Regions from separate parts of the Mus musculus genome. Here all the other regions are linked to region 3. A link is a loop called in an ENCODE intact Hi-C map of the cell type or tissue named here. Cell type or tissue: left cerebral cortex. All regions are shown on one strand. Each heading gives the region's core, and the rest is flanking DNA. Links, peaks and the distances in the headings are about the cores only. Region 1 holds the start of Gm36905 (a long non-coding RNA gene). Region 2 holds the start of Gm29880 (a long non-coding RNA gene). Region 3 holds the start of Slc5a3 (solute carrier family 5 (inositol transporters), member 3).

Evidence for each region. A loop is a pair of places that touch in the nucleus more often than their neighbours do. Peaks named below come from ENCODE experiments on the same cell type or tissue, not always from the same donor. Only the 100,000 strongest peaks of a DNase experiment are listed, where the experiment ranks them.
Region 1: a loop joins it to region 3, with 2.2 times the contacts of the local background. A loop is called at or near these places in 1 of 42 quality-filtered maps.
Region 2: it touches region 3 in a loop (2.8-fold over the local background); 1 of 42 quality-filtered maps calls a loop at or near these places.

Annotation. Positions count from the first base shown.
Region 1 is chr16:91,989,042-91,999,891 of GRCm38, forward strand. It overlaps Gm36905 (a long non-coding RNA gene), which reads right to left and starts at 8,268. Exons shown (of 4, transcript XR_001782007.1): 1 at 8,141-8,268; 2 at 6,524-6,716; 3 at 2,971-3,070; 4 at 2,154-2,333. In left cerebral cortex, for the core only: a CTCF peak has its summit at 5,385 (motif pointing right); a DNase peak (open chromatin) is centred at 6,720; H3K4me3 peaks cover 548 bases; H3K27ac peaks cover 633 bases.
Region 2 is chr16:92,199,417-92,210,266 of GRCm38, forward strand. Gm29880 (a long non-coding RNA gene) reads right to left here and starts at 8,033. Exons shown (of 7, transcript XR_876256.2): 1 at 7,840-8,033; 2 at 6,890-7,091; 3 at 4,959-5,067; 4 at 4,624-4,688; 5 at 4,427-4,524; 6 at 4,114-4,254; 7 at 1,144-2,332. In left cerebral cortex, for the core only: a CTCF peak has its summit at 4,412 (motif pointing left); a DNase peak (open chromatin) is centred at 1,428.
Region 3 is chr16:92,052,749-92,063,598 of GRCm38, forward strand. Slc5a3 (solute carrier family 5 (inositol transporters), member 3) reads left to right here and starts at 5,574. Exons shown (of 2, transcript NM_017391.3): 1 at 5,574-5,732. Mrps6 (mitochondrial ribosomal protein S6) reads left to right here and starts at 5,588. Exons shown (of 3, transcript NM_080456.1): 1 at 5,588-5,732. The coding sequence starts at 5,688. In left cerebral cortex, for the core only: a CTCF peak has its summit at 5,550; DNase peaks (open chromatin) are centred at 4,457, 5,244, 5,457, 6,128 and 1 more place; H3K4me3 peaks cover 3,716 bases; H3K27ac peaks cover 1,816 bases.

The DNA.
Region 1 (10,850 bases), core at 976-8,975, 64 kb before region 3:
TAGTCCAGCTACTGTCCTTGAGTTTAGAGGGTTCTCACCCCCTTAGGCTTTGAGGGACCCTAATGCTCAAGCTCTGCCCAGTGTGGAAGAATCCGTCTCCTCCTGGCTGCCTTCAGATCAAGATGTAGATCTCTCAGCTCCTTCTCCAGCACCAGGCCTGCCTGGATGCTGCCATGCTTCCCGCCATGATGATAATGGACTGAACCTCTGAACCTGTAAGCCAGCCCCAATTAAATATTGTCCTTTATAAGACTTGCCTTGGTCTTGCTGTCTCTTCACAGCAGTAAAACCACAACTAAGACAGAGCTCAGAGAACACACCTTACCCTTGTCTGAGCCTCTGTTTCCCTGGAGCTGGTTTGGTGCTAGTTTGGTGTTAGAATCAACATCTTGGCCAAGTGAACAGGTCTGGGGCCTCCTGGTCCAGCAGGGGCTTAGCCAGGCTATATACCGAGTTTTGTCTATAGATCTATGTGCTCCCCCCCTCCCCCAGGTGCTGACTCAGCTTTTCAAATATGTGTTAGTGTAAAGAGTAAGTAGCAGTGTAAATATCTTAGTAACGTGAGCCTGTTTGATATGCCGGGCACGAATGAACTTATTTGGCTCTGTTGCAGGTTGATCTCTAGGGATAGAGAGATGGCTCAGTGATTAAGCATTTGTTGTTTTTCTAGAGGACCCAAGTTCAATTCCCAGCACCCCCCACGGTGCCTCCACAGGTTGATCATATATCGAAGTGCTGACTCTTGGAACTCAGTATGCACCTATTCTTGGACAAGGAGCTTGGAAACAAGTGGCTAAGTTAAAATCATTCAGCTTAGCTGGCCCTGATCCAACTCAATTGGCATTCTTAGAAGAGAAGATTAGGAGACATCAGTGATGTGTGTACAGAGGAAAGATCCTGTGAAGACACCTTGAGCAGGTAGAGCAAGCCACGGAGAGAGGTCGTAAATGAACACAAGCCAGTTCACACCCTGATCTTGAACTTCCTGGCTCTCCGAACTGAAAAAAGAATATGTCTCTGTTGTCTATGCCACCCAGTCTGTGGTATTTTATTAGAGGGGCTCAAGCCAGCTGATAGTCATCGAAAGAGGTGATCCTTGCCCTCTATCCCACCGTGGCTGCCTGTGGCCAGCTCGCCTCTGCCTGCCTCTAGTACTCTTGGTACTGAGATGCTCGACATTTGTTGGTGTATCCCAGCTCTTTTTTTTGTTGTTGTTGCAGAGATGATAACTGACCATCAGCCACCCACTCTAGGCACTCACCCTGTCTCTGAGTGTGGGTGCCACAGTGTCTTCAGCTGTAGTGACCTTTTGTGAGCCCAGTTCTCACCATGGGTGGGTCCCAGGTTGGATTCCAGGATGTCACATCTGATTGGCTATTGGATTCCAGGATGTCACATCTGATTGGCTATTGGATTCCAGGATGTCGCATCTGATTGGCTATTGGATTCCAGGATGTCACATCTGATTGGCTATTGGATTCCAGGATGTCGCATCTGATTGGCTAGCTTGTTAGAACCTGTGCTGCATAGTTTTAACTTAGAACCCTCTGGAAAGAGAGTCTTGATTGAGAAACTGCCTAGAGACAGTTGACTTGTGAACCTGTCTGCAGGCGACTGTCTTGACTGTTAATTGAGGTGGGAAGACCCACCCTGAACGTGGGTGGCCCCACTTCACGGGCTGGCCCTGAACACATGCAGGCAGGCAGCATGGGTAAGTAAGCTCTTCTTTCTCTTCTTTACTGGGGTGGGGATGTGAATAGCTTGAGTTCCTGCCTTGACTTCTCAACAATGGACTCTGACCTGGAACAAGAAGAATAAACCCAGCCAGGTGGTGGTGGCGGACGCCTTTAATCCGAGCACTTGGGAGGCAGAGGCAGGCGTATTGCATCCCACTCGACCGGCAAGAAAGACGCAACAAACCGGAATCTTCTGCGGCAAAAGCTTTATTGCTTACTTCTTCAGGAAGACCCCGAACCGGGAAAATGGCGCTGCTTTTATAGCCCGCAGCGTGACGTTTCAGAACCTGATATGGCGTGACAGCTCCTGATTTGTTGCTCGCCCGTCACCCCACTATTACGTCCCGATAATAGGAGTGACTAGGAGTGAGTTCACTCTCGCACCTGCGTACAAGGCTTGTTTACTAGTTAGGCACAGTGGAGGCCAGCGCCATCTTATAATGGCAATTGCTCGCGGCATGGCTCTCCACAGGGATTACTGGCGGCACGCACTTGATTGCTCGCTGCACGGCTCTTCACACAGGCGGATTTCTGAGTTCAAGGCCAGCCTGGTCTACAAAGTGAGTTCCAGGACAGCCAGGGCTATACAGAGAAACCCTGTATTGAAAAAACAAAACAAAACAAAACAAAACAGAATATACCCTCTTCTCCCCTGTGGTATTTCTGGTCAGAGTGCTTTCTCACAGCAACAGAAACGAAATCAGAGCAGAGCCCCAGTAACAAGGGAGCCTGAAAGCAATGCCGAGCTCACTTTCCTGGCTTCAGTGAGACCCGTGCTTTGCCACCTACAGTACACTCCATAAGAAGGACCCTGAGAACACAGAGCATAGATGTGGGGCAGCCAAGATATCCACAAAGTCCCTGTTCTGCACTGAGAGGGAGGAGAGAGCAGAGCTGGACGTGAGCTCAGACGAGCAAAAGAGTAAGAGAGTGGACTTGGGCACCATACACTGGGTTTGGGTCAGGACAGCTTGCAGTGCTGGGAATCATGATCTTTCTGGGCCTCAGTTTATTCATACGCAACCCTGCGATGTCAAGCCCACTTCACACAACAAGAGAATAATATCAATAGTAATAAATACATTATCCTTTTTCTTCAGAACAGTTCCTAGCACTGTTATGGCAGCCATACATGAGCTCCCCCCCCCCAGCCCCCCAGCCCAGATGTGGTCTGGCCAGACTGACCTTCCAGCTTCTAACTTTGTACTACAGACATCAAGCCAGCTTTTGATACCTGTATCCTGATGGAATTCTCAAATCCAGGTGCTTTTAAAAGGCTTCTCTGCTCCGAGCATAGGCTTCTAATTGTTGTCTTCTCCACGAGTGTGCTGTCTCTGCAGCATCCAGAATAAATATAAAGGCCACGCCTTGTTGTGTGAACACAAAGTCCTTTCCAGCTCTAAGCCCCAGAAGCACACGTGAAGAAGAAACTAAGGGGCAGGCAAAGTGACAGTTGGGGTTCCTACTGGGATTTCAGGGAGACGGAGTGGGGATTAGGGATAGCTCAGCTACCTGTTTTACTAGTTACAAGCTGGTGACTAGCCTTCCCCGGGATTTATTGCTGTGTACGTGCTACTGGGTGGGATGCAGCTCAGGGCGCCCCAGAGTGCGGGCGGTGTCAGCAGGCAAGGCTCTTCCGAAGGGTCCCTGACCACAATACTTCTCTGCCTTTCCTAGAGAGATATTGATGTTTGTAGTGACCCTGGGGCCATAGAACTCCAGAAACCATCAGACAAAGGTTGGACACCCTTGGCAGATTTTCACGGCAAAGACTATTTTTGCTTTGTTCTAATTCTTGGAAACGTAGGGATGGATAGATGAAAGGAATTGCTTATCAGCCATGATTTTTAAGAGTGAAATGTGGGGCTGGAGAGAAAACTCAGAGGTCAATTTTGGATTATATCATATTGAGAAGGATTTACATAAACTTGAAGCTGATGCGTTTACACAGAGACTTCAGATGGACCCAGGATAGTGTGAAGAATAGAAATTCACAGAAGGTAGATTTCCCTCCGGCCCTCTTCGTGGTGTTACACCATCTGAAGCCCACAGGTGGCCGGATCTCATCTGTTTGGGGCAGGACGCTCCTCAAATGATCCATTTTCTAGCCAAGGGTTTTGTGTGGCCCTGTTGATGTGCTTGAGTTAGTTACATCTCGGTGGTGTGGGAGCAGGAGGAGGGGAGAGCTGGTGGGAGCTGTCCTTTGGGAAATGCAGAGAGACGGACGGGCAGAAGAGGTGCGCTTTGACTACTGTGCTCCTATTTTTCAGATATGGCTGGGGAGTGGACCCAACAGAACAGAGTGGACATAATGAACCCTTGTCTCGTGGTATCATTGAAGCATGTGATTTCTGAGGCCGTTCTAGGCCAAAATAACAAACATTTGGAGAGATGGAAAGGTCGGATAAAGCACAGGATGTGTGGAGAACTACTTCCTTAATCTCATTGCCTCAATATTCGCTGGTTACCTCGGGCAGTTTATGAGACTTGAGCTAGACAAAGCCAAGCCTCATCTCTTCCACTGAAGGGGTTGAGTCTGGGCTGTGGACACAGACACTGTAGGTCATGTGTCCAATCTCCTAGAGGCAGGCAGGCTCAGGGGGAGAAGGGACATACTCAGGTAGAGGGGATGTGTAAGGCTTACAGAGAAGGGGGTGTTGACGTTATCCAAGAAGGACAAATGAAAGGTCACTAGAAGAAACGTGAGGGGAGAGCTCAGGCCAGAAGGGAAGAAAAGACATCCAGAGCAGGAGATGCAGGTAGGAGTAGGTGAGGGAGGGCTGATGGAGGGGGGGCGTTCCCTGAGGCGAGGGAGGGCCAATGGGGAGGGGTCCCTGAGGTGAGGGAGGCCAATGGGGAGCGTTCCCTGAGATGAGAACGGACTGATGGGGAGCGTTCCCTGGGAGTTATTACTGAAAAGAGCTGGACTTTAATCCAGTCTGAGCTCCAACAGGGGCCATGTTCAGAATGTAGCTCACTAAAATGTACATTCGAGGTTGATGAGCCCTGTGTGTTCCTTCAGATCATCACAAGGGATGCCCATTAGCTGAACAATGAGGCCTCTTTCAGGGCACGGCCATCATGTGCCAGGTTTCAGGAGTCTTAGACTAGAATGTTCTGGCCTCTAAATGGATTGATTTTGGATTTGCCAATGAAGCCAAGAGCCTGAACTCCACTCGTAGAAGCGAAATGAAACACTTTAAAAAGCAAACGAACTGTAAGGCAGTGAGGACTCTAGAAACCAGAGAGCCTCTGTCTACAAACCATTCTGGTTGACAATAACAGATTAAATATCAATTTAATGAGCAGGGAAATCATTAACAGTTGCTCTTTTAAAGATATTACTTCTAGTCTCTGTGGAGGAAAGAGAAACAGAAAGGATTTGCTCGCAGGGCTCCAGCCATGCCTCTTTCTTTAACATGTTCTATCCCATTCTCTTTCCAAATTGGTAACCTGGACCCCATGCGCAGGTGGGCTGAAGGGGTGGAGCAGAGAGATCCAAGAGACAGATGAGGAGGATAAAACAGTGTGTCTGTCTGTCTGTCTGTTATGTATTTTAAAAAATATTTATTTTTATTTTATACTTGTGAGTATTTTGTCTGTGTGTATTTGAGTGTACCATGAGCATGCAGTGCCCACAGAGGCCAGAAGAGGGTATCACATTTCTTGGAGTTGGAGTTACAGATGGTTGTGAGCTGCCATATGGGCCCTGGGAAAGGAACCTGGGTCCTACAAGAACAACATGCTCTTAACTGCTAAGTTGTTTCTCCAGGATGGGAAGTCAGAAGAGGGAGGTGGAGGTGGAGAGAGAGAGAGAAGGACAGAGGGAGTCAGGCAGGGACAGAGACACATAGAGAGACAGAGACTCTCATGTAGCCCAGGCTGGCCTTGGTAGTCACTATGTAGCTAAAGATGACCTTGAACTCTCAATTCTCGATTCCATTTTCCAAGGATTTCATGGGCATTATAGATGTCTGCCACTGTAGCCCTGGTTTACTGTTGTAATCAGTGAACTTGGAACTCCACAATGTCTCTCGGATCTTATAGCCTTAGTCTTGAATTTGGCAGATTTCCTTAAAGAAATGATTCAAAACTGCACGTTTTCAGCTCTACCTAGCGCCATCTCTGGATATTCTGTTTACCAAGGTGCACGGTGGAAACACAAAAGTGTTTCCTAGAGGGGACCTGGATGCTTTCCTCCCATGAAGCACTGACTTGGCTCGCTCTCACTCGTGTTCCCAAGGACTCTGTTCAATGATAAAGGACCTGGCTCTGGGCTCCGTGTGGCTCTGGAGAGCTGATTGTGTTAATTCCTCAGATAGGATCGCTGCTACTGTTGGGTGTGGGAGCTGAAGCTTAGAAAGAATTTCTGTCTTGATCTCCAGCACTCAGGAGGCATAGGCAGGCAGATCTATGTGAATTTGAGGTCGGGGTGGTCTAAATAGAACTTCATGGTGTAATGAGTCTTCAAAACAAAACAAAACAGAACAGAAACAAACCAAAAACCAAAACAAACAAACAAAAAAAATCAAAAAAAAAAAAACAAAACAAAAAACAAAAACAAAAAAAAAAGCCAGACCAAAACAAACCCAAAAACAAAAAAACCCACAAAAAACAGAAAAGAATGCTGTGGAAGAAATTTGGAGATGGCAGCACTCTTTGCCTCCTTGGGGTCTTTGCTGAGCAGCCCTTGGACCATGCAGCTCATGTCTCTCAGCCTTACTCCCTCCCCTCCGCCAACCCCCACTCCCCGCCCCCTCCCCACCCCCCAGATGGATGAAGCATACCAGACGGCATAGGAACCACTTAGAAGGAAGCATCGACACAACCTTTAACACTGGTACTTTTCCACTCCATACATCTGTCTGTACTTCCGGAACTCCAAGCATCCGCTCCCACGTGATCCGCTCTCCTGGATATTGGTCCTCTCTGCAGGAGCTCTAATGCATCAGCAGCAGACAGCAGGCAAAGCTGTAGACCCTGTAGAGATTGCCACAAAGATGTTTTTCTCTTTGAGTCATCCCTATCTTCCGTTCTCCTTCTCATGTTGCCATCTGTCACCGACTTGTGATGATGTCCAAGCCTGCTGCCTGCCTCTCAGCCCTCCGGTCGCCTGCAAAAACTAGTTATTTTTTTTACAATGGTGTTCTCCCCCTTCCAATCTGATTTAAAACAAAGACCTTTTTTGGCACAACAAGCTTGCCTGCCTCCCCAAAGACACTGGCTGCTTCCTTGTCACTCCTCTGCCCCTGCTCTGCAGGGGAGGGGCAGACTTCCTCGTTAGGAACTGCATATCTATCTGATCACTCTTCCAGAATTGTCTTTACTAAACTCTCCCAGTCAAATTCAAAGTCTCTTCAAAGTCTTCACCAGTGTATTTAAGGCTTTCCTGTGAGACCAAGGCAGGGTCCACATCCCCACTCTTGTCAGAATCTTTTATTTCTGGGGCTACTGTGGAGTGCAGATATCTGATACTCACTCTGTGTTAGGGCTAAAGGATACATTTGTTTTGTTCTTCTGATATATTTGTTTTGTTCTCTTGAAACAATTCATGAATAAGCCTCAGAATGAACCTCAGCCTGGGATCCAGGCTCTGTCTAACTGCTTTACTATCTCCGGGATGTGAATCTCTTTCCAGTGACTCAACTTGGCTCTTTGTCATCTCTTGATCCAGGTAGTAGGAGTCCCTTTGATGCTGCACGCGTCTCTTTCACTCACCTCCTGTTTGCTCGCCCTTCTTTGGTCTATACAACCTTTCTGTTATTCCCTTTAACTGGAGGAAATGATCCCAGGGAGGTCCCTCATATATTTCTATATGTCCTTTTAAATTTACTGTCTGTTCTGTGATTCCTCTTACCTGGGTGCTGGCACTTCTACTTCCATTCTTTTTTTAAAAATTAGTGTGTGTGTGTGTGTGTGTGTGTGTGTGTGTGTGTGTGTGTGTGATACGTGCAGTTGCCGGCAGGGGCCAGAAGAGAGTGTCAGATCCCCCCAAGTGGATGCTGGGATCCGAACCCAGGTCCTCTGCAAGGGCAGTACATGCTCTTTACCACCGAGCCGTGCCTCATCACTATCTATATGTCGCTGAGAATCCCCCTGTGTGCTTTCTTCACAGGTCCTCGAATCTCACCTTTTTTGTGTCTCATTATTATTTTGTGTATGCTTTTATTTCTGCTCCATATCTCCTTTTATATTGCCAGGCTCAACTAAACAAGCAGAAGAAAGGGGTTGAATCTCAACAGGGTGTGTCTGTTTAGTCTCAGCAACCAGGACCTCTTGAGGATGAAGCACCCACCCTTAGATGACACTGAGGGTGCAATCGGGGCATGTGCAGGGGCAGGCACATACACTGTGTCACCCACCAACCCCAGAACTGGGCAGAGCTTGCAGAAGCTACTCAGTACCTTCTTTTGCTCTTCGAGGATCTACTACAATGGGGATTCTGGAATTCCTCAATTCTACTGCTGCACCAGTCAGTCGTATGGGGCGTTACTGCAGAATTCTGAAGGGAAGGAATGCTGTTTCTTGTCTCTGTGGGCTGACCGGGAAAGGGAATGGAGCTCAAGCTGATGGTTCTATTCTGTTCTCCAAAGCAGCTCCTTATGCTGGTGCCCAAGGTTACCCCCTCCCCAGCCAGCTGTGCCCCCCCCCTCGCCCTCCCCTCCCTCGCCACCACCTTCACCGTCCCCACAGGCCCAGCTGCTCATCTAGGGTCTGCAGATTTCCCTTTGGTTACTGGAATCTGACAGAGAGGGTAGTGGTTTGTATAAACCATACAACTTAGCAGGAACTGGAGCAGCAGTGCCATACTTAGCAACCCTGTTGCATTGGTTACTGTCCTGTAAAGAGACGGAACGTAAACCTGTTAGTCTGTGTGTCTATGCTGCTTGAAGCCTGAAAAGTGCAGAGGGCGGCACAGCCAGCCATCCTGGAAGAGCCAACACTTCGCTTTGAATTTGATCTTCTGTTGCACCAAGAAGACTCAATGACACAGAATTCTGAACACCGTCTGCTAGAAAACGCTCTCTCTCTCTCTCTCAGTAATGAGAAGTTACTCTGTTTTCCCAATTTAAGGCCTCCAACTATTTGGATGTGGTCCATCATGAAAGGTAGTGAGCTTTGCTCAAAGCCCACCAATGTAAAGGCTAATTGCACTCCCTAACCACCCAGAGCAGTATTTGGCCGCACATCTGGACACGCTGCAGCCCACCCAGGTCAACGCATGTAATTAGCAGCCATCGCACCTGCTATTTCAGGTATTGTCTGAGGTCCAACCTTGACCTCCCCTGAGAACTCATTAGAAATGCAGAATCTTGGGAGCACCCCAGAACTCGTGTTTAAACAAGGCTTGCACACTGCAGTAGGCCAAGTCCTTCATCTCCCTGAGCCAGTGATTCACGGTGCTTAAAGAAAGACTTTTTTTTGGATCACTTCAGTCTGAATCCTTAAAAAATGAAACAGTAAACACCGCTTCGTCCATCCCAGATGATTGAAACCGGGTCCTCTGAATGGGCGTGGTCCAAGGCATCCATAAACATCTCAAAAGATCTCCTGGTGGTTCTATGGACCGGTAGGCATCTGGTAGAGTGTTTCTCACACTGTAACTGGTGTGCACATCACAGGGAAGGCTGGGGAAAGCTCAGCTCTGGTTCTTGAGAGTTGGAGCTGGCTGGGCACTCTAACACACATTACTGAAGGTGCTGTTCCAGAATCCCTCTTGGTGTAGGTTGGGGAGGGGCTACTGGGGCAGGAAATGGGTGCAGGCCTTGGTGATAGGTCTGAGTTTCCCAGATCTCTGTAAACTGGGAGATCTTCACCTGCTTCCTCGACCATGGGTCAATGATAAATCTGTTACTGTTGAACCAAGACAGGATACTGTATCAGCAAGACAGGATACTGTATCGGCAAGACAGGATACTGTATCGGCAAGACAGGATACTGTATCGGCAAGACAGGATACTGTATCGGCAAGACAGGATACTGTATCGGCAAGACAGGATACTGTATCAGCTTTTTGCCACCATGCTGAAGTATCAGACTCAGACCACTTAGGAAGAAAAAGAGGTTTAATTTACAGTTGTAGTGTGTTCTGGGCATGGCATGACCATGCTGTCTTGCATAAGAGCAACTGTGATCACCCTCATAGGATAGGGCCTCCTAACCTTACCTGCAGAAGGAGGAGGATGGGGGAGGGAGAGTGGACTCTCGATTGGGACTCTAGCCACTGCTCCTTCCTGACCCAGCTGTGTGTGGTCTTGGGGAGTACTTGCCCAATGCAGTGTGGAAGCTTGGGTAGGGTTGGGACATTAGTGCTGCTGATTTTACTCATGCTGGGGTTCCATGTGCCCCCTCCCCTTTCTTCCCCCACCCCTATTTGGTCCTGGAAGACTAGGGAGGCTGGGGGAATGGAGAAGTCCACACACAGACACTAGTACAGAAAAGCTGGGGCCAGGTGGAGAGTGCAGCTAGGATGGGGCCCCACCCACCATTGCAAAACCTGCAACCTGAGCACGCTATGCGCTATCTCAGGCTGTCAACATCTGGGAGGACCAAGTGTTGCTTATGAACACTGATAAAAACTTCTGTAAACACTCGTGCTTGGAAGAAGACTTTCCTTTTTTTTTTAAGATTTATTTATTTTATGTATGTGAGTACTCTGTAGTTGTACAGGTGGTTGTGAGCCTTCATGTGGTTGTTGGAAATTGAATTTGTTTTTTGACCTCTGCTCACTCTCGTCAACCCCACTTGCTCAGTCCCCGCTCTCTCCCGCCCAAAGATTTATTTACTATTATACATAAGTGCACTGTAGCTGACTTCAGACACACCAGAAGAGGGCGTCAGATCTCATTACAGGTGGTTGTGAGCCACCATGTGGTTGCTGGGATTTGAACTCAGGACCTTCGGAAAAGCAGTCAGTGCTCTTACCCGCTGAACCATCTTGCCAGGCCAGAAGAAGACTTTCCCAATATCAAGACTGATCCATCCGTGGTCTTGGGCCTGTCATGGTTGTACTCATGTCTGTAATGCGCTCACTCTGCCTTCTCTGACTCCCTACACTGGGGTGGGTTTTATTTTGTTTTGTTATGTTTTGTTTGTTTGTTTGTTTTTTTACTG
Region 2 (10,850 bases), core at 936-8,935, 150 kb after region 3:
GAAAGAAGTCCCCATGGGGTAACATGGATGTGAGCCCATGGCTGTGAGGGACAGCCTGTTGGAGTAGGAGCCACCCAGCCAGAACACAGCAAATGATATCTCAGGATTTTGACAGGGAAGTATACAAAATAGCTTAGAGGGTAGATATCTGCCCAGCTCTAGTGCTTTAAGACTTATTATAAACATAAAGGTTTTGTGTTTTTTATTTGGGAACTGAATGATCGAAGGTAGCCTAGAAGCCCCCAGACAAAATTTACCACAACAGGAAACATCCTACCAAAAAGAATGAAAGACAAAGTATATCAGGAGAGAAAATTATTCGTGATCCCCTTATGGGCAGCATCATTCCCTATTCAGGGGTTCTGACTAGTATAAGAGAGGAGAAAACTAGCTAAACACACACACACACACACACACACACACACACAGGGGGGAGTGAGAGAAAGGGAGAGAGAGAAAGAGAGAGAGAGATCAAGTAAGCAAGGATGCATTTATTCTTTCTTGACTGGATGTGGTGTGGCTAGCTGCTTGAGTCCCTGCCTTGACTCCCCCCAAATGATGAACTGTAGTGTGAAACTGTAAGCTAAATAAACCCTTTCCCTATCCCCATGTTGCCTTTTGTCAGAGTATTGATCACAGCAACAGAAATGAAACAGGCCCTGACCTCACTACACTCACAGCCCACATGTGGGACAAGGCTCAAGCGGCCATTGTTTCAATTTCCAGTTGTCCTGCTGATGGTCAAGTCCAGGCATCCAGAAACACAGGGGCGGGGGGGTGGGGGGGAGAAGGGAGCCTGGGATGCTTTCCAAAAGACAAGAGATGTGGCAGAGCTTCAGGTGTGCTGAGGCACTGTGACATGGAGCATCTGAGGGTCCACCATCACATGCCACCTGGGATGGTAGGAAGCTGTCAGGGGAAGCTCTCCAGCTCACGGTGCTCTCAGAGGGGACCAAGGCAGGCTGAGAGCTGGGAGGCCCGAGCTCATCGAAGCCTGTGTTTGGATGTTCTACTTTGCTTGGCTTTCTTTCTCTCTGGGATTGGTGAGCACAAGAAAGAACTTATCACTCTTTTCTGTTCTTGCCTTCAGACTCTCTACAGGACACAGACAGGAGACGTGCCCAGCACAGTTAAGAAATCACATTCAGAACCATCTTTTTATTATAGCCCATCTTGCTTCATACCATGTGGATTTTATGGGAATTCAATGATTAGACAAAAAGTCACAAGTGAACAACATTGGCTCTTTCCGCCAGAACCCCTTTGCCACACATTTTAGAGTTGGAATCAGTTGTCTGATTTATGGGGATACTGCCCACTGGGAATGCAGTACCATGTGCCAGAGTGGTCGGGCCTCGTGTGTCCTGAGGACGGCCTAATGGAGACTGTCCAAGCTGCATCTGTTTTGCAGATTAGGAGAGACGCACAAAGGAAGCTATTGTATCCCGTGGCTCCCAATGGCCAGGGCAGGGGCTGGAGTGTCTGAGCATTAACATGCAGCAGAAGGAACTGGTCTTCTCTGGAGAAGTCTTTGTCTTCTTGAAAAATACTTGAACTGGGTTCAGAAGCCCATGACTACCGAGAGGGAAGTGAAGGGTGGGCGACTGACCCTCTCACGTGCTTTAAAAGTGTGTGTGTTCACGCTGGTGTGCTCAGCCGCAAGTGCATGTGTGCACAGAGGTTGACTTTGGAATGCCTTTCCTCAGCTGGTCCTCCTGTTAGTTTCTGAGGCAGGGTCTCTCTCTGGACCTGAAGCTAGCTGGTCTTGTCAGACTGCCTGGCAGTGGATTGGCCACTACACAGCACGACAGGACTCAGGCCACCTTCCCACTCCCCACGGCAGGGAGTGAACAGTGGAAACACTGAAAGAACTGGCTCTGTTGAGTCAGGGTTCTAAGACATACCCTTTTTATTTAGCACAGTTTGAGATTTGTGAGCTGTGAGCCTAGCTGTCAGCTGCTAGCTTGACATAGCCTGGAATTATCTGAGAGGAAAACCTCAATTGAGAGATTGTCTAGGTCAGGCTGGGCTGTGGGCATGTCTATAGGGGGTTTGTCTTGATTATTAATCAAGGACAACAACTAATTTAGGAGGGCCCTGCCCACTGTGGGCAGTACCAACCCTATGAGGGGTGTACACTATAGAAGAACTAGCTCAGCATAAGCCCGTGCGTCGGCCATTAAGTAGCATCCCCCATGGTTCCTGCTGCACTTATTTGCTTATGAAGTGAGTTCCTTGGTTGTAGGTGATGCTGTGTGGAAGAGAAGCCAGGCTTGCCTTCAAGTTCCTGCCTGGGTTCCTGCCTTGACTTTCCTTGATGGTGGATGGTGACCTGGAATTGTAAGCCAAATAAACCCTTTCTTCCTCTAAGTTACCTTTGGTCAGCGTTTGATCAGAGCAGAAGAAAGGAATCCAGCACATCCTGCATATACACATACACACAGAAAGACAGACACACACACACACAGAGACACACAAAAACACACAGAAATAGACATACACACAGAGAGATACATACAAACACATATACATACACATACACACACAGATACATACACACACAGACACACACAGAGACATACACAGACACACAGGCACACAAAAACACACAGAAACAGACACATATACAGAAACACACAGACAGACACATATACACACACATACATATACACATAGAGAGATACACACACACATATACACACAGAGAGATACACACACACACAGACACATATACACACACAGAGACACATATACCCACACATATACGCACACAGAGATACACACACAGACACATATACACACACAGAAATACAGACACACAAAAACACACAGAAACACACACACACACACACACACACCCTTCCCGTCTTACTGCCATTTACAGCAATGGCACATTTGAGCGAGCCGGCAGGCAGACACTGTAATGTAATTGTGTCATGTTGAATTGAAGCCATGCTTCATGCAGATGGCCTCAGATTTGTCCTAACACTCACTTCCATCCCAGGACCCTGCCCATGACACCATGTCTTGTTTAATTCACAGGTTTGGTGGGTCAGTTTACTACATTTTTAGGCCTGTAGGGTTTGGAGGAGGAAGAGCACAGAGTAAACACCTGTCCTCCTTAAGGGCTGGGGAGATGCTCAGGGGTTAGAGGCCTGGTCTTGCAAGCATGAAGGCACGCATCTCTTCGCATGAACCCAGGTCATAGAGTACAGGTATGCTGGTCTGCATGTGCAGGTATCTGGGACTCACTGGCCAGCCACCCTAGCCAAATCCTAGAGTGCCAGGTCACTAAAAGGCCCTGTTGAAAATGTGTGGAATGGCAAACACTGAATGAAGATGTTGTGAATCCCTTCAGTGATCCGAGCACGTCACCCAGGAAGTAAAGCGCTCTCTTGTGAAGTTTACTGTAAGTCAAACTTATTTTCAATTCTGTGTTCCCCAGTTAATAGAACTCTTTTGTATCTGTATTTTTTTATTTTTAAAATTGGAATTATTAGTAGATGTTATAAATCTCCATGAACCGTCACAACTCAATGAAATGATAGTTATGAAAATGATATTCAATGTTTGTATATACATATCACTATTGTCATATCAATATTGCCATTAATAAGCAGCTTGTTGAGACCACTGCCCTGGGCCTTCCTCTGGTGGGTCTCTTCTATACATGCTGTCCTCATAACTGTTTAATATTTAGGACAAATGTGTAGAAGTTATAGATGCTGTTTTCAAGGAATGCCAGATACATTAGATTTTGCTTTGAGAAGGATTATTTGTATAATTTTAATAAATGTTTTCGACATCCTTAAAAATATGGATGCTACCCAAGGAGTGAGACCATGCCTGTCCTTTGGTCTCTACTTGCATGTGCAATGTCAGTGCACACCTGTGCACACACAGATGCACCTGTACATAATTGAACACTCGATGCATGAGTGCACGTACACATCACACACACATACACACCTCACACACATCACATACACATCACACACCGCCACATACCATACACATCACATACGCATACCAGACACACACCAGATACCACACACGACACATGAACATCACACATACAAAGACAAGACAAGTTAGTGTCAGGAAGAGTCTCACAGGTGAAGTAGCTAGTCCTCATGTCTCCAATCACCAGACCCTTTGATCACGAGAGATTACACCGACTGTCCAGTTTTGTGCTCAAGATGCCGTTGGGTTGCTGGAATTTTCTTTCCACCATCCCATGATTAGAGGAAGTTCCTAAGGGGAATTAGGGTGTTGGATAGAATTGGAGACAGACCAGAGCAGTGGATCCTGACAACACCCCGGGCCACTGTCTCAACGCACAAACGCTCATCCTGCCCACACTTCAGCTGGACAAACTCTGCCCTCTCCTGTCCAAAGAGAACCCAGATAAAGCCCACACAATTACCATGTGCAGATGCCAGTCCAAGACCGCGAAGAAGCTGTCTGTCAGATAGGAATATGGCTCTTCAGGATCACACAAGTTTTTACCCAGAAGTACACTGTCTAAAACAGACAAAAGAAAGAATATGGTAACGACTAACGAGAAGTATTACTCTTTAATGAAAGGGAGGTGTGTGAGATTTTCTCAGCAAGCATCTGTACCTTCAAACTTCTCTCTGTACTGTGCCAGACAGATACTCAACTTCTCCCTGTGTGTTAATCTGCTCCTGGGGAGAAAGCAAGAGGGAAAGGATATGAAGCATGTTTCCCAGGGATCCTGGCTCCTACCCCATAACTCCCCAGTTCACTCTCTCATCTGTCTTCATTGAGGGTGTGCCTCTCGGTGCTAACTGAAATCCAAATGTGTGATATTTATAATCTGACAATTCCATTTAGGAACGATTCTATGTCTGCCTAGAATTTGATGTGCATTCTTCAGCTCTGTTTATCTTTGCTCGAGTTCAAAGCATTGGAATTGAATCGTTTCAACTGTTTACCTTGAAGACCTTTCAGAGATGTCAAGGGGCTGGAATAAAATCCTATGAATTCTTCAAAAGTGTCAGCAAAGTCCGAGAGATGATGTTACAGAACCCAGCCTTGGCTAACCTGATAAGACCAAGGTTAACAGTGATGACCAACTGTGATAACTTCCGATCTGCTTGGTCAGCTGATACTTCTCAGCTTGTAGTGGAAGAGGATGGACAAGAGGGGTGTGTTAAATGTAAGACCATCAAGCTTGGTAGCAAGCACTTTACCCACTGAACCATTTCATTAGCCCTGGGGTAGATTTAAAGAAGTAATACTTCCACACATAAAGATACATTTCACATGTCGTACATACATGAAATGATGTCATTTTCAATTTAGAAAGGAGATAAGCCATTTCAGGTGTATATTCATCAGTAGCCAAGCTGAAGACAAACAAGAAGTAGCCACTGGCAAGACAAAGGGAGACATTTGTAATTACAGTTCACCACGTCAGCATCTCCTGCCTTCATAATTGATAGAGAAAAATCAATAAGCACACAGCAGACTGAACAATATATCAACGCTGTGATATCACAGACGTGCCACACTTTACGACCACAGGATATTCATTCCCTTTGTTGGTAGATGGAATATTCATCAAGATAGATCATATTCTAGAGCATAAAATGAGTCACAGAAATGGAAAGAAGTGAAATCATGTAGAAGGTGTTTTCTGAAGATAATAGGATTAAATTATGACTCCGTGACAGCATCTCCTGGGAGGTGGGTTCATGCATGGGAGACGAGATGCGGCCTAAGGCTTACACGCTGGGAATTTCTAGTGTGGCGGTTAAGCGTTCTCAAGGACGGCCAAGGAGGGAAGATCAAAAATAAATAATGAGAAGCAGAGAAGAGGAGCCGTGGAGACGAGGGGCAGAGGGTCTCAGCAAGCATCAGGATGGAGAGATGGCTGATGACGTTGGCGCTGAAGCAAAGCCTCTGGGTTCTGAGGCTCTGAGATTATCCGTGACCTTGGCAAGAGCAACTGATGGGAAATGAGGAAGTAAATGTATTCCTCTTCCAGGCAAACTTCTTTCCCTCTAGGGAAAGCCAGGATCATGAAAGGAAAGCAGTGGCTGGGGGGAAAGCCGGCGTCAGAAGTGAAGTCTCCCCCTGCTTCTCTTTTCTCGGTTAGCTAATTTGTCATTTCTAAAGATAAGGGAATTTGGACATGTTTGTAGACTGCAGATTACGATTACAGTTGGTAAAAGATGGCGGAAGATACAGGAGAGCGGTTGCTTATGGGAACTAGGTTGGTAAGGAGAGGTGATTGAGGAATGGTGTGCCTGTTCATGGGACATGTTACCTAGTACAGAGATGAGAGGTGACCGTGTGGTAGGTGGGTGTTACGGTTTAACTGTGGAGGGTCTCCCCAAGGGAGTTAAAACCATGGTTCCCACAGGGTTTAAATATGAGTATCTCCGCAAAGGAGTTCAAAGCATGGTCGCCAGAGGGTGGGGACTATTTTGGATGGAGGAAGCCCCCACTGGGTATGAGTCCTTGGTGGCATCTTACATTTGACCCTTCTTTTCCCTTCTCTCTGCTTCGTGTACACCATGAAGTAAGCAGTTCTCTGCGACAGGCTGGCACTGATATGATGTTCTGTTTAAGCCTGAAGGACCCAGCAAAACCAAATTCCCGGAACCGTGAGCCCAAATACATGCTTGTTCCTTTGAGCTGTTTGTTCTCTTGGGCATCTTGTTTATGGTGACAGAAAAAGTAATTAATGTAATGGGAACTTAAACCGTTTACACAGAGAACCGCTGTGGACTCAAGGTTTAACTTTGTTCACTGTCTCTCAAAATGGAGTCAGTCCCAGCCCAAGCTTACGAGCTGTAGGCTCAAGTTCTAAGTGTCTCACTGTTACAGCCACTTAGACACGCTTGCCCTTTGTGCTTACCATTCATGAAAGCAAAGCAGTTCTCCCCCAAAGCCTTATTCCAGGTTCTCTTCTGTTCATTCTTTCCTGGCCCAGGCAATGGCACCTTCAAGGATCCTGATAATGGGTGTGGTCTAGCCTTGGCACAGTGGAGAGGCAGCTTTCACTGTGGGCAGCTGCAGAATGTCGGGTAGGCTGGTGACGCATCTGAGGGGTAGGTTGACTATGGATCAGAGAAAGTATTTTTTAATTAAAAAATTATGTCTGTGAATGTTTGCCAACATATACCTATATTTACTGCACGTGTACCTGGTACCTTCAAAGGCTAGAAGAGGCCATCAAAGCCCCTTGAACTGGGGTTACCATCACACTGGAGTTGTGAGCCACTGTGTTGGAAATAAAGCCTGGGCTCTCTTGCAAGAGCAGCAAGTGTGCTTAACTACTGAGCCATCTCTCCAGCTTCAGAACATAGGTTCTGAGATGGCGAGGCAGATCCAAGGCAGCCAGGTTGTCCCAGAGTGTCACCAATGCACAGAAGTAAGATGGGTGAGCAATATTGACCAGCAAACAGTAGAATGAAGTTCTGAGATTCTGAGGACTGAAGGGTCTGGTGAGAAGTGGTTTTAGAGGAAGCTCTGAACCTTGAAATGCTGATGCAAACCTCTCCGTGTTGCTCCTCAGAGAGCACGGATGTGAGCTTCAAGAACATCACTAAGTATCAAGTGAGCCATGTGCTGAGACAGGCCTAAAGTTCTGGCCCACTCAGAAGCCGAGGCTGGAAGATTACACGTTTGAGGGTAGAGTGAACCACAAAAGCAGACCCTAGGTCAAGAAGAAATGAATAAAAGTAGCAACCTGATCCAAACTCCCATCCACTGCTGCTTCCAACATTCTTCCCCACTCCTGGTTTGAAATTTGGACTTGGCCCAGCGGGCCCCTTCCCATCTCACCCGTACCCCACCACAGTTCACCTCAGAGTGTCAGAAGCTCTCCTTCGTGAGGTCTCTCTACTATGGAAGCCAGGTCTCCTCTTCCCTCCGACATTGTCTGTATTCTTTACAGTTTATAGTTCTAGTCAGTTTAGAATTGTTAAAAGCAAAACACAAAACCAATACATTTTCTTGTTCTTTTCCTTCTCTTGGCAGAGAAGACCTGGCTAGAGGCAGTAGTAGTAATGTGCATAAAAATGACAAAAAAAAAAAAAGAGGAGGAGGAGGAGGGGGAAAGGAGGAGAAGGAGGAGGAGTAGGAAGAGGAGGAGGAGTAGGAAGAGGAGGAGGAGGAGGAAGAAGAGGAGGAGGAGGAGGAGGAGAAAGAGGAGACATGTTGGCTATAAGCTGCTTGGCTTCCCAAAGCTTTTCACAAATGCATCCCAGCCAGACCCCAGGCCCCCTTCAGAGCAGATTTCATTAGGATAAATGATACCAATGTGTTGGCCTGGAGACCGCTAACCATGGTCCATTTGTCCAGCCAAGGGCAAGGATCACCCTGCTGGGCCCTGACGCCACTCCTTGCTTCTAGCTGACTTTGAACTTGGCATGCACTGGCTTGCACAAGCCCTCCGGAATGCGCTCTGCGACTTCATTCCTCTCCCCACCTGGGATCACCTGCGGTTGTAAGAGCAGAGTATTTCTGCCTGTGTAAGTGCAGATCACGGGCTGGCCCTGGGAGCATCCTTGGGCTTCCTAAGGACAAACCCTCCATTTTGTGGTAGGTAGATACAGGTTCTTTTGACACGGAGGAGTGTAGAATATGGGATCTTGCCAAATGTCAGTACAGATGTGTGCCTGTGTTCATTCTAACACTGGACTGGCAACTACAGTATGCGACCATAGTGTCTGTTACAAAGGCTGAGCTGCCAGCAACATTAGTTGTGACTGCTGTCTGCCTTGCTGAATCAAAGCACCCACCTCCCCAGAGACAAAAAAACCTTTTGTCGATTTTTTTTATCATGATAGGCTTTTCTGGGTGCTAATATGGAAGACCCCATGTCCATACCATCAAAGAGCTTTGGCATGGGGTAAGCGGCAAGAGCTTATGAGGAGGTTCATAGGAGGTGGGCAAGTTTGCAAACAGCTGGCCACTCTCTGGCCACCTGAGAATATCAGCCAACCCCAGAGACAGACAGGATAAGGCCACCAAGAAGCCTGCAGGAGAAAGCTATGGGCTTTGCCAAACAGTCTAGGGGAGCCACAGGGAGCCACGGCCTCCCCTGGGGCAGAGAGAAGGGGGGCGGCACAGTTTCCAGTTCATAGGGCTGGCAATGAGCTGTTCCCTGATAACTGTCTGAGACATCCACACAGCTGAGACCGAAGACAGCAGCCTTAGAGCCCTGATGGTGGTTCTCTACAGGTGACGACCCCATAAGACAGTTCTTGGACATTTAAAAGGGGACGTTTTAGTCAGTCACCACTCTGTGGGCATAGACATAAGAGTCTCAGCAGAGACACACATTCAGCAAGGCACAGGCTGATGTCTCTGATCAAGGAATCACTCTATCGAAATGTCCTTTGAGAAATATGGGGGACACAGAGCACTCAGAAGAATCCCCCTCAGAACCAGGGTACACCTAAGATAGGCTTTATTTTGGAGTTTAAACATGGTGCCCTGCCCCAGTCTTTGCTTGCTGGAAAGGCACTATCTGTCAGAGCACAAAGCCTTCAGAAGAGACAATCCAATGGTCTTGGGTCTGTCGCTGTCCCGGAGTTATCTAGGAACACAAAACACCTTTGGTAGTTTGGAAGGACTGAGGCTGTGGGATGGACAATCTTGAGAGATGACAACATGACCCTTCACTATTAGCAGAGAAGAGCGTTTGCAGGCTTGCCTCCTCTGCCGGTGGAGGTGGTATGGTTCTGTGGAAGGATTGAAGATGAGCTTGGTGTAACAAGGAGAGGCGGGAAGCAGATTTACTGCTGACTGTGTTCCTGGCACCTGCAACCTTCAGAGAACAAAGCATCCCCTGAGACCCCGAGTTTCGTTCAGCTTCCAGAAGGTTCTCCGGGTTTGCACAGCCAGATCCTTTGCTCCGGAGGCACTAACCGAGGCACTAACTTTCCTCTTGCCCAGTTGCAGGCCTGTCGATCTCTTCCCTCCAACCAAGGCAATAATATTTTGCTAACGCTCAGAGCCAAGTTTAGACATGAAGGTAGATAAGTTCCTGGCTTTGGTTCCTGGATTTTCTGCCTTTTGCTTCTTTTGGAGCAGGAGCGGAGGCTGCCAGGGCCTTGCTAATTGTCTCCAAGCAAAAAGATTGATTGAAAAGAGATCTTAGGCTCCCAGGGGCATAACACCCTTCATTTCACAATGGAGAATTATTTTTGTGGTATTTATTTTATGATTCCTGACCCTTGTTCTAAATCTTTCTGGTGTGTTTTCATTTAAAATGTATTAACTGAAACTTGGCATGGTGACTTGGCTCCATTAAGCCCTCTACAACTTAATCCAGATTTTATTATACTGGGACCTGAGTATCTGAACTTTAATATGGGAGGAGGCTTGGGGATAAATTGAGGGATTGTGGTTCTCACTCTGCATTTAACTCTTTTGGTTCCTCTTGTTAACTAACTGGAGTGTTGTGGTTGGATTTGAAAGCTGAGAAAGTGGGGCTAGTCTTTCTGAGGGCTTGGTGCGTCTCTGGGTGAAGGGCAGACTCGGTTGAGTGGGGTCTAGTGATTGTTTGAGGTGTGCTTGTGGATGCGGGCTCCTCCCAGGAACCTTTGAGCCTCATCTTTCGGTCATAGCTCAGAAACCTTAGCACTTCCAATATGGCTCCCTGTATCTTCCCTCCAGAGGCCTCTGTACTGTGTCCACCTTGGAGAAGTAGCCCTGTCTTCCTGGTGACCCCTGAAAGCCTCTATCCTCACCCTCTACCTGTTCTACCCTCTGTTACAGCCTGTTGGCTCCTCCCTCTCAGCCTGTTCTACCCTGTTACAGTCAGTCTGTTGGCTCCTCCCTCTCAGCCTGTTCTACCCTGTTACAGT
Region 3 (10,850 bases), core at 1,609-9,608:
TTGTGGGCCTACGACAAGCTGTTGGGGGACACTTTACAACACTGTTAGTGAAGAAAGACTAACTTGGCAAGTGGAGACAGCGGAAGCGTTTTGCCTTTTAAAACCACAGTTTAAAAAAACGTATTAAGTATCTCTTCACTAGGAAGTGATGTTGTAAGAACGTCTCTTAAAGAACATCCCATTACTTTTCCAAAGCGAAAAGAAGATTTATCTTTATCACTTTAAAAGGTCTCAGTCGGGCTGGTGAGATGGCTCAGTGGGTAAGAGCACCCGACTTCTCTTCCAAAGGTCTGGAGTTCAAATCCCAGCAACCACATGGTGGCTCACAACCATCTGTAATGAGATCTGACGCCCTCTTCTGGAGTGTCTGAAGACAGCTACACTGTCCTTACATATAATAAATAAATAAATAAAAAAAGGTCTCGGTCTCTTTCTCTCTCCCATTCATGAAGGCCAGAGGTGTTAGATTCCCCTGGAGTGAGTCACAGCCTGACACGTATACATCCTGGGAACTGAACTTGGGTCCTCTGCAAATGCTCTTGACCATTGATTGAACCATCTCTCCAGCCCCAACCTTTTCTTTTTGTAACAGAAGAGGGTGAGGTTAGGGAGGTTATACTTTGAAGACCTTGTATTCTCTTTATTTGTTGTTGCAGAGTCAACAGTTTGAGGCTGCTCTCCCTCAAAATGTACTTAATCAAAGAATTTAAAGCAACTTGGAAATTGGCAGAAAAAGGAGAAGATGTTTAAAGAGCTCACCAAATACCCACTGAGAGCGTATGCACATTCATCTAGGCAGGTAATGACTAGTCTGTGTTTACTGAGAAGAAAGAATCCCAGTTAAGTGGGCATGGCTAAAAGGGGAGGGTAGTGGAGAGTGCGTGACGGCTGCATGTAGTGGTTTAGGAATGACTAGAGGGGTCACGGGTAAAACAGTTAAAAGCAAAGTAAGTATGAAATGCTGTAGCCTAAATTGGCCCATTGACTGACAAACACAAATGCACATTGAGCCACACACAGGGCAGGCACACGGGGCAGACATGCAGGGCAGGAATGAAGGGCAGGTACAGGGCAGGCATGAAGGGCAGGCACACAGGGCAGGCATGCAGGGCAGGCACAGGGCAGACACACAGAGCAGGCACACAGGGCAGGTATACAGGACAGGTACACAGGGCAGGCACACAGGGCAGGCACAGGGCAGGCACACAGGGCAGGCATACAGGACAGGTACACAGGGAAGGTACAGGGCAGGCACACAGGGCAGGCACACAGGGCAGGGATGAAGGGCAGGCACACAGGGAAGGTACAGGGCAGGCATGCAGGGCAGGCACAGGGCAGGCATGAAGGGCAGGCACACAGGGCAGGCACGCAGGGCAGGCACACAGGGCAGGCATATAGGGCAGGTACACAGGGCAGGCATACAGGGCAGGCACACAGGGCAGGTATACAGGGCAGGTACACAGGGCAGGCACACAGGGCAGGCACACAGGGCAGGTATACAGGACAGGTACACAGGGCAGGCACACAGGGCAGGCACACAGGGCAGGCATATAGGGCAGGCACACAGGGCAGGCATGCAGGACAGGTACACAGGGAAGGTACAGGGCAGGCATGCAGGGCAGGTACACAAGGCAGGCATACAGGGCAGGCACACAGGGCAGGCATGAAGGGCAGGTACACAGGGCAGGCATGCAGGGCAGGTACACAGGGCAGGCATGCAGGGCAGGCACACAGGGCAGGCATGCAGGGCAGGTACACAAGGCAGGCACACAGGGCAGGCACCCAGGGCAGGCATGCAGGGCTTGAGATCCCCTGAAACTGCAGTTATAAGGAGTTGTATAGGTGCTGTGTTTGTGAACACACTGAGGTCACAAGCAGAGTTACTTATATATGGCTTACCTCTTCCCAGCAACATTCAGAACTTGCTCTTTAGACCACAGGAGGATCCTTCACCCGTTGGAGCAATCCTCCGAGGGAAGGTAAGAACATGCTAGTAAGCAAAGGTATCTTTGTGCCAGCCCAGGCCTTTATGATTCGAGATAATTTATCTTGTTTCCCTAACAGATTATCTATGGATAGGACACTCACTTGTTTTATACACTTTCCACCACCCACCTGCAGTGCCACAGTGGACTGTGCTCCTGGCAGGGAAGAGCAACTCAAAGTCCTTCCCAGCTGTAGTGGCTATTCCTGGTTGTCAGCTTGACTATATCTGGAATGAACTACAATCCAGAATTGGGAGGCTCACCTGTGATCCTAATCTGGAGGCTGAGAGATACAAGTTTCTGACCTGGATCTTGGTATGGAGATCTTGAGGCACAGTGGCTATGAGTTCCAGAAGATTAAGACAGGGAGATCTCTGAGTTCAAGGTCATCTGGGATTAAAGGTTTGGTGGCACACACCTTTAATCTGGGCCACACCTTCTGCTGGAGACCTACATAAGGACGTTGGAAGAAGGAAGATTTACTCTCCCTCTCCTTCACCTGCTTGCCCTGTGGGACTGAGCAACTGCTAGATCCTTGGACTTCCATTCACAGTTGCTGCTGACCATTTTTGGGAGTTGGACTGCAGACTGTAAGTCATCAACAAATTCCTTTACTATATAGAGACTACCCATAAGTTCTGTGACTCTAGAGAACCCTGACTAATATACCAGCCAAATTCTAATGCACTTGAATTACAGGAACTCAGGATATGGCCCCCTCATGCCTTTAATCCTAGTTACCATTGTCCTTTAATCATAGGACATTGGCTGCCTCTGTTGGAGAACAGCCACATTCAGGGACAGGGAGGGGAAAGGGACTGGGAAGAGACCATCAAGATGGCAGCCGGGGGTGGGGGGGTTGGGCTGGTGAGATGGCTTAGCGGTTAAGAGTGCCCACTGCTCTTCCAAAGGTCCTGAGTTCAAATCCCAGAAACCACATGGTGGCTCACAACGATCCGTAACGAAATCTGATGCCCTCTTTTGGAGTGTCTGAAGACAGCTACAGTGTACTTACATATAATAAATAAATAAATAAATAAATAAATAAATAAATATTAAAAAAAAAAAAGATGGCAGCCAGGATCCTGGGAAACTGCTCCTGGACAGGTGAGGAGACCCTGTAGTGACGGCCTGGGCAGACACAGACAAAGGGGTAGAGCAGGTCTGGGTACTGTTGGAGACATGTGGTAGTGACGGCCTGGGCAGAAATGAATATTAATACATGAAAAGCACTTCCTGGCTCACAATGAATGGCAGAATGTTAGGTCTGGTGATGATGGTGATGATGGTGATGGTGATGATGACGATAGTCAGCTATCTTGAGAATTATGGTGAAAAGCTCAAGGTCAAATCTCTCCTTATACAGTAGTAGAAGATGAGATGGCAAGGGGATGAACTGACCAGAGCACCTTGGATTTCAACTTTTGCCTTTACTCTCTCTTCCTATGACTCCTCAGAAAGCTTTACTTGAAAATTAGCCAAAACCTCTGGCCAATAAAATCTTACGTATCTACCGTATTAGATCTTTTTTCCCAAGATCCTAAAAGATATTTTTTAAAGATCAATAAATTAAATACTATAGAAATGGCTTATGATTCTACATGCTTACCCAACAGTATAAATAGTTTAAAATTATTTTTGATAAATTTCAATTTGCATCAGCATTAATTTTAACAATAAAATTAACAAAGCCATAGCCACTTATTTAAAACTCTGAAAGGGGCGGGGGACTTAGGATAGCTGATTTCTTTTCCACGTTAAGAAATGGGATGAGTCTGTGGGTGGCCAACAGCTTGGGAGGGTTGTGGGGTGCTGTCTGCCCTGAGGCATTGTTCAGTCAGGCTAATTTCCTCACCCCATTTGTCTAGAGAACTAGGACTTCACTGGTCCCTGGGTATCAGGGAAAAGCTGTGGTGCTTCCAACGGGAGGCAGTCCAGGCTGGTCACCTCAGGGTGTTGCTTGGTGTTTGGCTTGGCTCAACCACGTGAGACTCTTATCTTCACATTCCTAAACTGGGCCACAGGAAGGACAGTTTAAGTGGGATGTCACACAGATCTGGAATTCTCGTCTCAATGTCCAGAAATTCTTTCTTCCTTCTGTGTCTTTTTTTTTTTTTTTTTTTTTTTTTTTTTTTTTTTTTTTTTGGTAGCATGCTGCTTAAAAACAAAAAACAACCAACCAACCAAAACAAACAAACTAAAAAGACCCCCAACAACAACCAAAACAAAACAATCCAACCAACCAGGTGTGTGGCTGATGCTAAGTAGGTGGTTTTGTAGTTTGTGTTGAAGGGCACAGGACAAACCTTGAAATGTTAATGAAAATGTTAAAAAAACCAGGTATCCTAGGTTGTATTCAAAACCATAATCTTCTGTGGAGATTGGTCTGTGGAGGAGGTGACAAAGATAGTCTCCATGTGTGCTTTACAAAGACGTCCAACGCCACTGAGTAAGACCAACATCTTGGCCTGTAAGATGGGGGACGGGGTGAGGTTCATAAGTGTAGGCAGTGAAACTATTCTTCAGACATTCTGGACACAAAATTTTCTTTCCACGCGTTTGTGTTTGACCTTGGACTAATTAAATTATCCTTGCATTTTTCTGTTTGCTAATACCTAAAATAGGGCGAGTAGTACGATTTGCTTCACAGAGCTAAAGTGAGAACAAACAGCCTCAGTGTCGTGCCTGCTACAGACAGTAAGCCCTCAGTAAATTATTAGTAAATTATTATTAGAGCACTTTAAAGTTACAAGAACATTTCACTTAAAGACCCTTTTAGTTGGAGTAAGGTGGGAGCAGAAGACAACCATTGCAGCGGAATTAGTGCCTTCCAGAGCTAAGAAACAGGAGCAGGGGCAGAAGGAGGGGAGTCCCGAGTTAGCTCTATATGTGCGTGTATGGGTGTGTGTGTGTGCGCGCGCGCTGTGGAGTGCTGGACCTGGGACCCTCTACGAAGCCCCTCCTTACTCCTGTGTTTCAGGGAATCCATAGTTTCCTTTACCAGAAAAGCAAGGATAATATTTAAAGAATAACTGGCGAGAGTCGAAGCATTAACCTGCTTCTGGGTCAGGCTAGGCACACACAGCAAATGCCTACATAGCCCTTCGGTTCCAGGCTTGTTTCTTTGCGGCTTGGTGCAGCAGTCACTCCTTAGCACCCCGCCTTCCTCCCTGGAGACGCGGGCGAGGGGCACACAGCAGCCAGACCGCATCGCACCGCACCGCACCGCGGCGCACGCGCACTCGCTCGCCTAGCACCCGGGAAGGGAGGGTGGGCGGGGAGGCCTGGAAAGTTCCACCGGGTTCCAGAGCCCAAGGTTGGTAGGCGCGGAGGCGGCGGGGAGCGGGTGCGTGCCGAGCGAGGAGACGGCCTCCGACGGGCTGCTCGAGACCGTGTCCACGCTCCGCAGGCTCGGGGGACACAGACACGGCCCGGGAGGGCAAGCAGGAAGCCGTTGAGGTGCAAGTGCAAGGCGCCCTCCGGGAGAGGGGCGGGGCGGTGCCGGGTGGGCGGGGCTCTCGGTGGGCGGGGCGAGCCGTCTGCGCAGCTGCCGGAGCCTTTAAACCCGGCCTCGCGGGGTCGCACGGTGCTTTCGCCGTCCGGGAGCTGACCGGCCGTGTTCCTCTCTCGTCTTCCTCTGCGCCCCGCGTCCCCGCCCTCGCGACCCCGGCTCTCCTGGACTCGGCGCCGCCAACCTGGGCGATGCCCCGCTACGAGTTGGCTTTGATTCTGAAAGCCATGCGGCGGGTAAGTGACCTTCCCTCAGACCGAGTTCCCGCGCGGGCGCGCCCCGCCGCCTCTAGGCCTCCCAGTCCCGCGTGTCCTGCCTGCTGGACACCGGGTCCTCTCGCGCGGTGCGCGGGTGGTCGCGGGCGCAAAGTGGGGGGGTGGCGCGTGGGTCAGGCGCTCGGCGCGGCCGCGTGCGCGCGGGAGGCGGGGGGTGTGTATGCCCGCGCGTGTGCGCGGTCGCGGGAGGGGGTGTGCCGAGCAGGGGGCGGGGCGGGCCTCGGACCCCGGCTCTCCGGAGTCCGATGGAAGGACTGCGGGAGGACACACGCGCGAGAACCCAGGCCAGCCCCGCTCTGCGCCCACGCGTCGAGAAGCTGCTCGTCGTCCCCGCCGGCCGCTGGTCCCGATCGCCTGCCCTCAGCGTCCGCGATCAGTTACAGCCTTCCTCCAAAGCCCGCCAGTGCCGGCTGTGTACCCACGCACTTGTCACCGCTATCACACCAAAAAGAAAAAAAAAATCTTTTGACCTTTCTTTTTCTGACTCCAGCGGAAATCCTGCTCCGGGTGCCCTTAGCCCAGTTTTATTCATCCAAGTTGTGGCCTTGCTTGTGTTTCCGAAGACATGCCTTCCCCCAGCTTTTGATTGATCTGGAGGTAGGGACTTTCAGGTTTGGAGGGATGATAAACCACCAGCAGCCGGGTCACGGACTGGGGTCGGCGGCCGGCGGAGGCAGCTATGTTCTGAGTCAGTCAGTCGTCGCTGAAATCCCCATTCTTCTGAGAGAATTCGGTAATGTAGTGTGCTTTCACGCACTCTCCTTCCCTAGCAGGTACAGTTTAAAAGAAAACAAAAGCAACCGTTGTCCTTTTTTTGAGCGTTTGGAAGCAGCTTTCTTCTAGCCCTGGGCATGTAGGCTTTGGGTCAATTTCAAGTAGTGGCTTCAGTTTGAATCAACTTAAGCCAGGGGTCACGGGCTAGGCTCTGGTGAACAGCTAACAGTCAGGCAGCAGGAGGAGATTGTTCGGTGTGCCTTGTACAGGGTTGGCTTGGAAAGGACACCAGAGCCACCTGATGGTCCTGAAGTTTGTGCCCCCAAGCTTACTGACTCCCTGGCTCCGGGAGAACATTGTCTCACCTCTGGGTAATACTTTATCTACCTTCCTTCCTCATTGGGTTTTACAGAGTTAAAAGAATAGGAACAACAGAGGGGTCAGGGTCGAGAAAGTATTAAAAAGGGACTGTTTCTGATTAAATGGAAATTACTTAAGCCTCCCTTTATACTTTTTAGGTAATGTTAGAAACTGAAAAAATGTGACCACCAAGATTCATTCCCTCAAGGTGTGAGGTAGCAGTGACCCTTTGCACTCCTTTGAATGAGAGACTCTTGCTTAGCATGGCTGCCCAGTACACTGGCTAAATGTATTTTACCATGATGTGAATATGTGTTCACTCTGATTCAAAAGTCGGGTGTAACCTGCTCAAAATCTTGGCCTGAGGGTAGGTTCAAAGCACCTTAGAGAAGAGTGAAGACGGAAGAGAGGTGCTTAAACATAGTGTGGAAGATGTGTGAAGATCCTTACAGACCCAAAGAAACTAGATAAAATGACAACCCTCGGTTTTTCGTTCTGACTTTGAGAAGGTTGTAAACAAGTAAAGATGTGCAGAGACTAGACTTTTTTTTTTTTTTTTGCTTTCAGCTTTAGAAAACTGAATTCTTACAGGGTATGTACTTGTGGGTGTAAAGGAAAATGCACTTTGTTTTAAAAGAAAATGGCACAGTGGTTTGAACACCTAGAGCAGGTGTTTAGGAAGCCACAGCTCCCACCTAGGACAGTTAGCTTTTGTAGCGGGAAGGCTTTCTAAACAGAGTTCTGAGATGCATGTTGGATGCCTGATAGTGCACCCTTCCATGTGACGGCATTCTCCCTCCTTCCTCTCCTCCAAGAGCCTTGTGTTCCAGGGCTGGGAGTAAGCAGGCGCTGAAGCAGAAAAGGGAGTTGAGAGACTGACTGCAGTCTCCTAGAGACCCTGTCTCCCACCCAGCATTGTACTCTTGTTTCTCCTATGCCTACAAAGCAGTCTTAGTTTGTCTTCCCTATTGTGACTCTTACTTTATTTTACTGTCCTTGACTTCAGGCTTGACTTACTTCAATTGAGCTTTTAGAGTTTAAATGTAAAGATGCATGTTGACATAGCATAGTGAGTGCCTTTGTAGCAGATTGCCTGTGAGAGTTCTCAGGCTGAGACCTCAGGATAGACGTTGTAAAAATTCTAGGGCTGTCTCCTCAGTCTGCAGTTGGCTTGATTCTCACGAGCCCTTGTTTTTGATGCATTTCGAGGTTTGTGTGTTTACAGGTGCAGACCACAGTCCTCAAGATTGTGCACTTTGATTTTAATGCTATTTCAAAGTTGTAATTTTGTATTCTCTGGCATAAAAACCAGGATAAAAACTTGAGGAGTATGGTAGAATGGCACGGCGGATGTGAGTTGGGCTCTGGGGGTGCTGACAAGCCATGGGAAAGGTAGTTGCTTAGGACCAACAGCCTTAGGTGCCTTACTAGGAGAGCTGCTGACACTGGCTGACACTGGAAGCTCCTATCCAGGCTTCTAATGGCTTCAGGAGAGAAAACAGGAAGGGCAGAGCTGCAGAGGGAACACCAAGCTGCAGATGCCAGCAGCGTCTTCTCCCAAGGATTGCCTGTGGGGCAGTGAGCGCAGGCTGCTCTCCACCTCCGCCTGCTCGCTCGCTCGCTCGCTCGCTCGCTCGGGAGGACTTTGAGGTGGTTGAGGGAGGCTGGTGAGCCTGGGAATACTTGATGCCCTGCTTCTCTCGAGCTCCTGGACGTCACTCTGCAGTTTCTCCCTTCGTGAAAGAGCTCTGGGTTCCAATGGATAAAGCCACACCCAGCCCTAAAGGACTTCATAGGTTTTGTTTTTTAATACTTGAAGTGGGTGTAGAAGAAGAATCTGTGCAGTATGTAAATATTCTTTGGTTACATAGTTCAGACCTTTGTTAGGCCTGACCCTTTTGGTCAGATGATTGGTCACTGATGGGGTAGATTTGTGACAGCCCCGAGGAAATATTTCTTGAAATCATGTCATTATTACTCAAGAATCGTTGTGTGTGAATGGTTTAAATAGCACCTAGTTTAATTACTAAATGGCTGAATGTACAGTAAGATAGCATTTGTATGTCCCTTTGTATGTAGGGATTTTTAAAACTAGGAATCGCACGCAGGGCGTGGTGGTACATGTCCGCGGTCACAGCACTTGGTAGTGGAGCCACGGAGATGAGGAATACAGTGCCTTCCCTGCCTGGAATGCCTAAGAACCTGTTGGCAGAGAGCAGCAGCAGTGCTCCAGGGGGGTAAAGGACAAAGCTCGCTCATTAAACCTTAAGCTTTGTTCTGTACTCTCCATTTTTAATTTTAGTAAAAAGCAGAGTATAGTTTACAGTAGGTCACTGAAGTGGTTTGCAGGTTAAGTCTTTTATGGTATACTGTGAAGTTAGCTACAGAAGATTGTTGATAATTGTAGGATGCAGAAGGCACTGATGTTTCTAAAACCTGGCTGCTGAAGAGTTTCATATGCTTTCTTTCACCCTGGCCTCTTTGATAACACAACCTGGCTGTGTTTTGAGATGTTCTAGAGCTGTGTCCAAGAAATTCTTGAAGTAATACTAGAATGGATAGCTTTTCAGAGCTCCCAGATGGGGCTGCTTGACAACCTTTGATAAGTACGACATGGTGAGATTTCTGTTGTTAGTTGATGTAGAAGTTCAGGTGGAAGTGTCCAGCTGTCAGGTGATCCCATCAGTCATTTTCTTGGTTTTTTGGGCCCGACCATTATAGCTTAGCTTGTATCTTTGATGATCGCTCTTCGTGCTCTGCTTGAAGCTGCACACTTAAAAGAGCTTTGTGAACAATTTTGTACTTTGATTTGGCATTAAAGTCCTCTTGGGTTACAGCTCACTACAGCGGAAGGTGATAGAAGGAGTCTTGTGCCTGCCCCTGAGCTGCAGCTAAGGAACAAGGATGGCGTGGGGTAAGGAGTCCTTCCTGTCAACATGGTTTGTAGATCTGACACTGCTGTGAGAGACCCCACTCTACCCCAGCTGCACTCATGCCGCATTACTAACGTCTGCTGTAGAGTTAAAGCCTAGGCCGGATTTACATGGAAATTTCTACTCGATCTTTTCTGTGTAAAATCACCTTAAAATAGTCAACAGCACTGAGAGCTGACCTGTAAAGTAATACTTTCCATGATGTGCTATTGCTTGTCATATTTAGTAGATGAGTTTTGGGACACAGAAGTCTGGCTGGCTGGGGGTGCAGGGATGAGAGGAGAGAGGAGGATGCATATGTCTGGTTTTGATGTGTAAAAGCCAGCGGCAGTTGATTTAATAGGAGGGCTTTCTAGTTGACTGAGTCACTGGCTTTGCACTAGAATTTGTTTAATATTCTCATGAGTTTATATATTCAAAAGAAAAGGGTATCTCCTTTTAAAAAAAGTAGTATCAATGTTTATGAGCACACTGTAGCTGTCTTCAGACACATCAGCAGAGGGCACCAGATCCCATCACAGATGGTTGTGAGCCACCATGTGGTTGCTGGGAATTGAACTCAGGACTTATGAAAGAGCAGTCAGTGTTCTTTACCACTGAGCCATTTCTCCAGCCCAGGGGTATCTCCTTTTAATATTTCATTTGAGGCCATTTTGTTAAACCATCAGATTTGTTGTAAAACATGTAATTATCTTTGTCTAGGGAAATCAAATTTAAGGAACTAATCAAATAAATGCCTGGTAGGTTATTAATTTGCATAAAAGGAAAACTTTTGGGCAGTCAGCTGGTTCAGCTGGTTCCCTCCTATTCTTCCATTGCTCTGAAGTAGAGTCTGCACACTGGCTCGCCTGCCACTCACCTTTTCTCCACCATGTCCTGAGAAACAGTTTTACATTTCATGGTTGAGAAAAATGAGCTATATTTGTGGCTCTGTGGAAATGAGAAAAGTAAGGTTGTATGACCCTTTTTGCTTTATCATCTAGTACTTCACAGGATGGACACTGTCCAGGCTCAACATTTCTTTTAGCTTTTCATGACTTGTGCTGTTTTCTGACTTTCCTACTGGGATCCT